2 separate regions of the Homo sapiens genome follow, and region 2 is linked to region 1. Evidence: chromatin contacts called from ENCODE Hi-C or POLR2A ChIA-PET data. All regions are on one chromosome and are shown on one strand. The core of a region is the stretch at or near the end of the contact, and the rest is flanking DNA. Distances in the headings are between cores, read along the strand shown.

Region 1 (2,915 bases), core at 235-2,734:
CACCACCACACCCGGTTAATTTTATCTATCCTTAACCATTATTTGTCTTCACAAAGCAAATAAGGAAAGAAAAAGAAAATACCCACACCATAAGCATTATCAGCTTTGTCATCTCTCCTCCACTGCAAAACAGCCACACAAACTCTCCTGAAGAGGACAAACTCTAACCAGGTTTGAAATACGAGACCACTGTGGCACTACGACTGAGGAATGTCAAGGTGGCGTTGCCTCCTCTGTCAGGTTTGTCATCCTTCAAAATCATGAACATTTTGCTCTACAGAACCTGCTGGTCTAAAAACCACATGGGCAGGCACCGTGGCTTAAGCCTGTAATCCTAGCCTTTTGGGAAGCTTGAGCGCAGGAGTTCAAGACCAGCATAGGCAACATGGTGAGACCTGGTCTCTACAAAAAATTTAAAAATTAACCAGGCGGCCGGGCACGGTGACTCATACCTGTAATCCCAGCACTTTGGGAGGCCAAGGCTGGTGGATCACCTGAGGTCAGGAGTTCAAAACCAGCCTGACCAACAAGACGAAACCCCGTCTCTACTAAAAATACAAAAATTAGTCAGGCGTGGTGGCATGCGCCTGTAATCCCAGTTACTCGGGAGGCTGAGACAGAGAATTGCTTGAACCTAAGAGGCGGAGGTTGCAGTGATCTGAGATAGTGCCACTGCATTCCAGCCTGGGCAACAGAGTAAGACTCCATCTCCAAAAAAAAAAAAAAAAATTAGCCAGGCAGGGTGGCACATGCCTGTGGCACACGGCTACTCAGTAGGCTGAGGAGGAAAGATCGCTTGAGCGCAGGAGGTCGAGGCTGCAATGAGCCGTGTTATTTGTGCTGCACCCAGCCTGGGTGACAAAGCAAGACTATTTCAAAAAATAAAAATAGGCCAGGCACAGTGGCTCACGCCTCTAATTCCAGCACTTTGGGAGGCTGAGGTGAGTGGATTGCTTGAGCACAGGAGTTTGAGACCAGCCTGGCCAACATGGTGAAACCCCATCTCTACTAAAAATACAAAAATTAGCCGGGTGTGGTGGCAGGTGCCTGTAATCCCAGCTACTTGGGAGACTGAGGCGCGAGAATCACTTGAGCCCAGGAGGTGGACGCTGCAATGAGCCAAGGTCACGCCAGTGCACTCCAGCCTGGGCGACAGAGTGAGACTATCTAAAAAAATAAAATTAAATAAAAATAAAAATAAACTGCGTGGTTTATGGATTCTTGGTGACGCCCAGGCAAAGGGGGCTTGTATCCTCCTGGTATCCACACAGTGAGTGGTGAAGGACAGCTGGGATAGCTGAGGCCTGGTCAAGGGCTGATGTCGCCCATTCAGCCTCTCCCGTTTGGCCAGCTTCCCGGCCATTCTGCCTGCTCTCCTGGCGCGTCTCCCTTTACCGTTTATTTTCTCCCTCTCTGCTGGCCCTGTCTGCTCGGCTGTTGGAAACACATGCCAGCCCTACTGGGCATGGGCCCTGTGAACATGAGCCAAGGCACCCTGGGGGTGGAGGAAGGACACTGAGGCCAGCTCACCAGAAGAACCCTGATGTGTTGCAATTGAATTGCAGAGGTTTATAAACCTCTTGCCTTCAAAAGGGGACTGAAAAATTATTACAGTTTGTCATTTTCTAGTGGGATTTGTTTGTAATCACTGTTCCCATATTGTCTGGCGTTGTGTATATGCGTGTGCTCTAGAAGTTTAATTTCACATCTAGGCAGATCAGGTGTGTGTGTGTGTGTGTGTGTGTGTGTGTAAATGCATATGCCCAGTTTAAAATCAACTAGTAGAAAGTCATGTGGAGGCCAGGCACAGTGACTCACGCCTGTAATCCCAGCACTTTTGGGAGGCTGAGCCAGGCAGATTGCTTGAGCCCAGGAGTTTGAGACCAGACTGGGCAACATAGTGAAACCTCACCTTTACAAAAAATACAAAAATTAGCCAGGCGTGGTGACACATACCTGTAGTCCCAGCTACTCAGGAGGCTAAGGTGTGAGGTCACTTGGACTCAGGAGTTTGAGGCTGCAGTGAGCCATAATCACACCACTGCACTCCAGCCTGGGCGACAGAGCAGGACCTTATCTCAAAAAAAAAAAAAAAAAAATTGGGGTGAGGGGAAGAAAAGAAAAAAAGAAAATTAGCCGGGTGTGATGGCTCATGCCTGTAGTCCCAGCTACTTGGGAAGCTGAGGTGGGAGGATTGCCAGAATCCTTGAGTTCGAGGTTGCAGTGAGCCATGATCGCACCACCGCCCACGAGCCTGTGTGGGAGACGGCAAGCCCTTGTCCCTTTAAAAAAAAAAAAGTGTGTGGGTGTGTATTTTTAAAGTCAAGGAGCTTTTTCCACATTTTCTTGTTTCACCAGGTAAGGATTCAAACAATTGAAATCAGCATTCTTTGTAAATTACCCTATGTGGATTGTTGCTCCTGAGAATGACTGATTTGAGATTCTTGGTGATTCTAGGGTTCGTCACTGGTCCACCTGAGAAGTGACACCGTTCAGCGTTGCTGTACTCAGGCAGTCATCATCAGTGGCATTACTGGAAGGCCTATGTTCTAAGTCTCTCCTTGAATTCCTCCTTACCCGTGCATGTACTTACCAAGTTAATGATTTAGTTTCTGAGTCACTAAGCATACACATTTTTGCCTGAGTCATTTTGGGTTCATACCTGAGACAGCAGCTGAAGCCCTCTGGGAATGCAGGAGAAAACCTGATATGCAACTTACCTACCATTTATTGAAGGGTATCACATGCTGGCAGAGAAGCAGCCTGGGAACAAAACTCTTATGTTCTATAAGAACAGTGCTGGGTTTGAATGTAACCTGCTTCAGGTCTTAGAAACAATGGTATGAATGCTGTTTCCTTGTAGTTGCAAGCATTGCTAAGAGACTGAGTGAAAGAGGAATGCTGTGCTGATACAA
Region 2 (2,915 bases), core at 166-2,665, 52 kb before region 1:
CAGTGATCGCACCACTGCACTCCAGGCTGGGCGACAGAGTGAGAACTTGTCTTTAAAAAAAGAAGAAGAAATAAAACCCAGTCATCAGGCTGGACATTAACATAAATGAGTGAAACAGGCCATCAGGCTTGTGATCTGAGAGGTGCTCATCCAGTCCTCCAGCTGCTGGCCACTAGCTGCCATCAGGAAATGCAGGCCCGGAGCTGCCAGATCTTTCCATTTTCCAAGAGAAGCCAGAAATCCTAATTTGATAGGAAATGCCCCAATGTTTAAACATTGGAACACATTTAAAAAACCCTTTAATGCTTCACAAATTAAGCCAATAACGAACGTGCAGAGGGCCTGCCAGTGTACAACTGCTTCATGCACTTGTGTAAAAATTAGGGAAATAATTAGCGGTTTGGCCAGGCGTAGTGGCTCACGCCTGTAATCCCAACACTTTGGGAGGCCAAGGTGGGCAGATCACCTGAGGTCAGGAGTTCGAGACCAGCCTGACCAACATGGCGAAACCCCGTCTCTACTAAAAATACAAAATTTAACCAGACGTGGTGGCACGCGTCTGTAGTCCCAGCTACTCAGGAGGCTGAGGCAGGAGGACTGCTTGAACCCAGAAGGAGGAGGTTGCGGTGAGCCAAGATTGTGCCACTGTACTCCAGCCTGGGAGACAGAGCAAGATCTGTCTTCAAAAACAAAAAAGAAAAATTAGGTTTTTTTTCCCCCTCAAGTTATCTACTACTTTTATGACTTCTAAAATACCAGTTTCTGTTGTTATTTTTGTAATGGCCAGCATTCAGGAAGAAAGTTCGCCAAGCACATGATCTGCTTTCCCTACCAGGCCACACCGTCCTGCTCCAGGGAGGCGTGCTCAGAGTTTCTGGGCAGGCCTAGTCCCTGCCCCCTGCACCTGAAGGCTCCCTCACCACCCACTTGTCCCCAGAGAACTGTTTATACAGCACCAGTTCCTGCTGCTTCCAGCATGAGCCATCTCCACCACAACAAAATAAACGACTGCACAAAAAAACATCTTTCAGGCTGGAGTATAAATAGTACCAAGTTGCAATTTTAAACTCTGCAACCTTCATCTCACAGCTGGGACTATTTCTGTGCCTCAGTCGGGGAGAGGGGAGAGAAGACGGGGAAAAAGAAAGATCATTCCCCCACCCAACCCCAAAATTAAATTACAATGAGAAAATGTCATTATCGCACTAAGGGAGAAAGGATGGAGCCAAGAGGTCACTGTGGTTAGAGGAGAAGATTGGTTGTTCTTTCTGGTCCAGGGGAAAGAAAGAGAAAGAGAAAGAGAGGAGTGGGGCACAGCGGGTGATGGAGAGATCCTGGGAGTGCAGGTGCACACAACGCAGACACGGGTCCAGACATGCTTAAGAACACACAACCTGCATGGGAGGCCACGGAAGCCCATGCCCCAGCGGGGTGGGATGCCTCCTTCCCAAGATGTTTCTGCAGCACTGTGCTTGTAGGAAGTGCATTGCAACCCATCCTGGCCTGCTCAGGAAGGGCACGGCGTGGTCACGGCACTTCTGGGTTCACCTTACCCTCTGCCAGCCATGCAGCTGGAACCCAATGGCTTAACCTCTGCATTTCACTGCCACTGGATCCCCTGTGACAGGAACCATCAGGCCCGTTTGGCAGAATGGTCAGGAGGTTAACCTGACATCATAGATGTGGCTAACTGATTTAACAGAGTGCTGACACACAATAGGTGCGTGATAAGGGGTTGCATTCCATAGCTCGCTTTCTCTCTTTTTTTGTATTTTAATTTTTGCAGAGACAGGGGTCTCACTATGTTGCCCAGGCTGGTCTCAAGCTCCTGGCCTCATGCAATCCTCCTGCCTCAGCCTCCCAAAGTGCTGATATTATAGGCATGAGCCACTGCACCCACCCAATCTCTTTCGCCATAGAATAAAAACAAGGGCTAGTCACTGTATTTGAATTACCTCATTTACTTCTCACAAGAACCCTATGCAGTAGGTGCTACTATTTCCCTCTTTTTACGGATTGAGAAACAGAGGATCAGAGAGGTTAAGTCCCTTGCCCAAGCTCACACAGCTAATAAATATTGAAGCCAGAATTCGACCCTGAGCACTCTAACTCCAGAGCTAGAATGTGTAACAAGATGTTCTTTGGGGCTGGGTAGAGCGGCTCATGCCTGTAATCCCAACGCTGGGAGGCTGAGGCCAGAGGATCGCTTGAGCCCAGGAGTTCCAGTTTAGCCTGGGCAACAGTGGGAAAGTTTGTCTCTATAAAAAGAAAACTAACTGGGCATGGTGGTGCACACCTGTGTGGTCTCAGCTACTTGAGAGGCTGAGGTTGGGAGGGTCACTTGGGCCCAGGAGGTTGAGGCTACAGTGAGCTGTGATGTACCACTGCCCTCCTGGGTGACAGAGTGAGATTGTCTCAAAACAAAAACAAGATGCTCTTGGGGGAAGTTAGAAATGTGTCCCCTTTGTTGCTGCTTGTCAGCTATGGTCAGTCCCCCACCTCACCCCCTGGTATCTAGGGAGGTTCCCAAAAGCAGGAAGGATCAAAGCGAGAGTTTGCTGACTGTCTGGTCAGCAAAGGGAGAAACAAGCCCAAGACATTCCCGACCAACAGGAAGGCGCTCAGGATAAGCCAGCCCACCATGCCCACAAATCATCCATGGGCAATTTTCTCTCAAGATTATCCCCTAAGTGGCCTCAGAAATGAGAGTCCCGCAGGCTGCAGCCCACGTGCCTTTTTAACCAGCCTGTGAGCAGATGAATGCCCTCGCTGTTCTTCGCAACCCCCTGGGCATAAACTGCTCCACTCAGAGGGGAAGGAGGCGAGAGGCTCACTTTAAGTGACATTCAAGGAAGGACCAGTGGAGATGGTGAGTGGGTTTTTTTTTTTTAAACAAACACCTGCGAATCATGGTT

What was found. Hi-C counts contacts between places; a loop is a spot of excess contacts on that map. ChIA-PET counts read pairs that join two places held with the same protein, here RNA polymerase II (POLR2A). Pooled maps may share reads with other maps.
Region 2: a pooled map shows a loop between it and region 1 (1.8-fold over the local background). The contact joins two enhancer-like sites. A Hi-C loop is called at or near these places in 1 of 50 pooled maps. POLR2A ChIA-PET finds 5 or more read pairs at or near these places in 3 of 52 experiments (Caco-2, H1 and activated CD4-positive, alpha-beta T cell).

What each region holds. Positions count from the first base shown.
Region 1 is chr20:50,761,588-50,764,502 of GRCh38, reverse strand. No RefSeq gene overlaps it. Among named protein-coding and RNA genes, the nearest start is that of PARD6B, 31 kb to the right of the region's middle. Within about 2 kb of position 1,484, at least 22 of the 41 ENCODE cell types and tissues checked have a DNase peak (open chromatin) inside an H3K27ac peak, as active enhancers do.
Region 2 is chr20:50,813,813-50,816,727 of GRCh38, reverse strand. The region is part of intron 1 of BCAS4 (breast carcinoma amplified sequence 4); the gene reads right to left. Among named protein-coding and RNA genes, the nearest start is that of BCAS4, 20 kb to the right of the region's middle. RefSeq lists enhancers at 1,404-1,573, 1,634-1,683 and a silencer at 2,748-2,797. Within about 2 kb of position 1,415, at least 7 of the 41 ENCODE cell types and tissues checked have a DNase peak (open chromatin) inside an H3K27ac peak, as active enhancers do.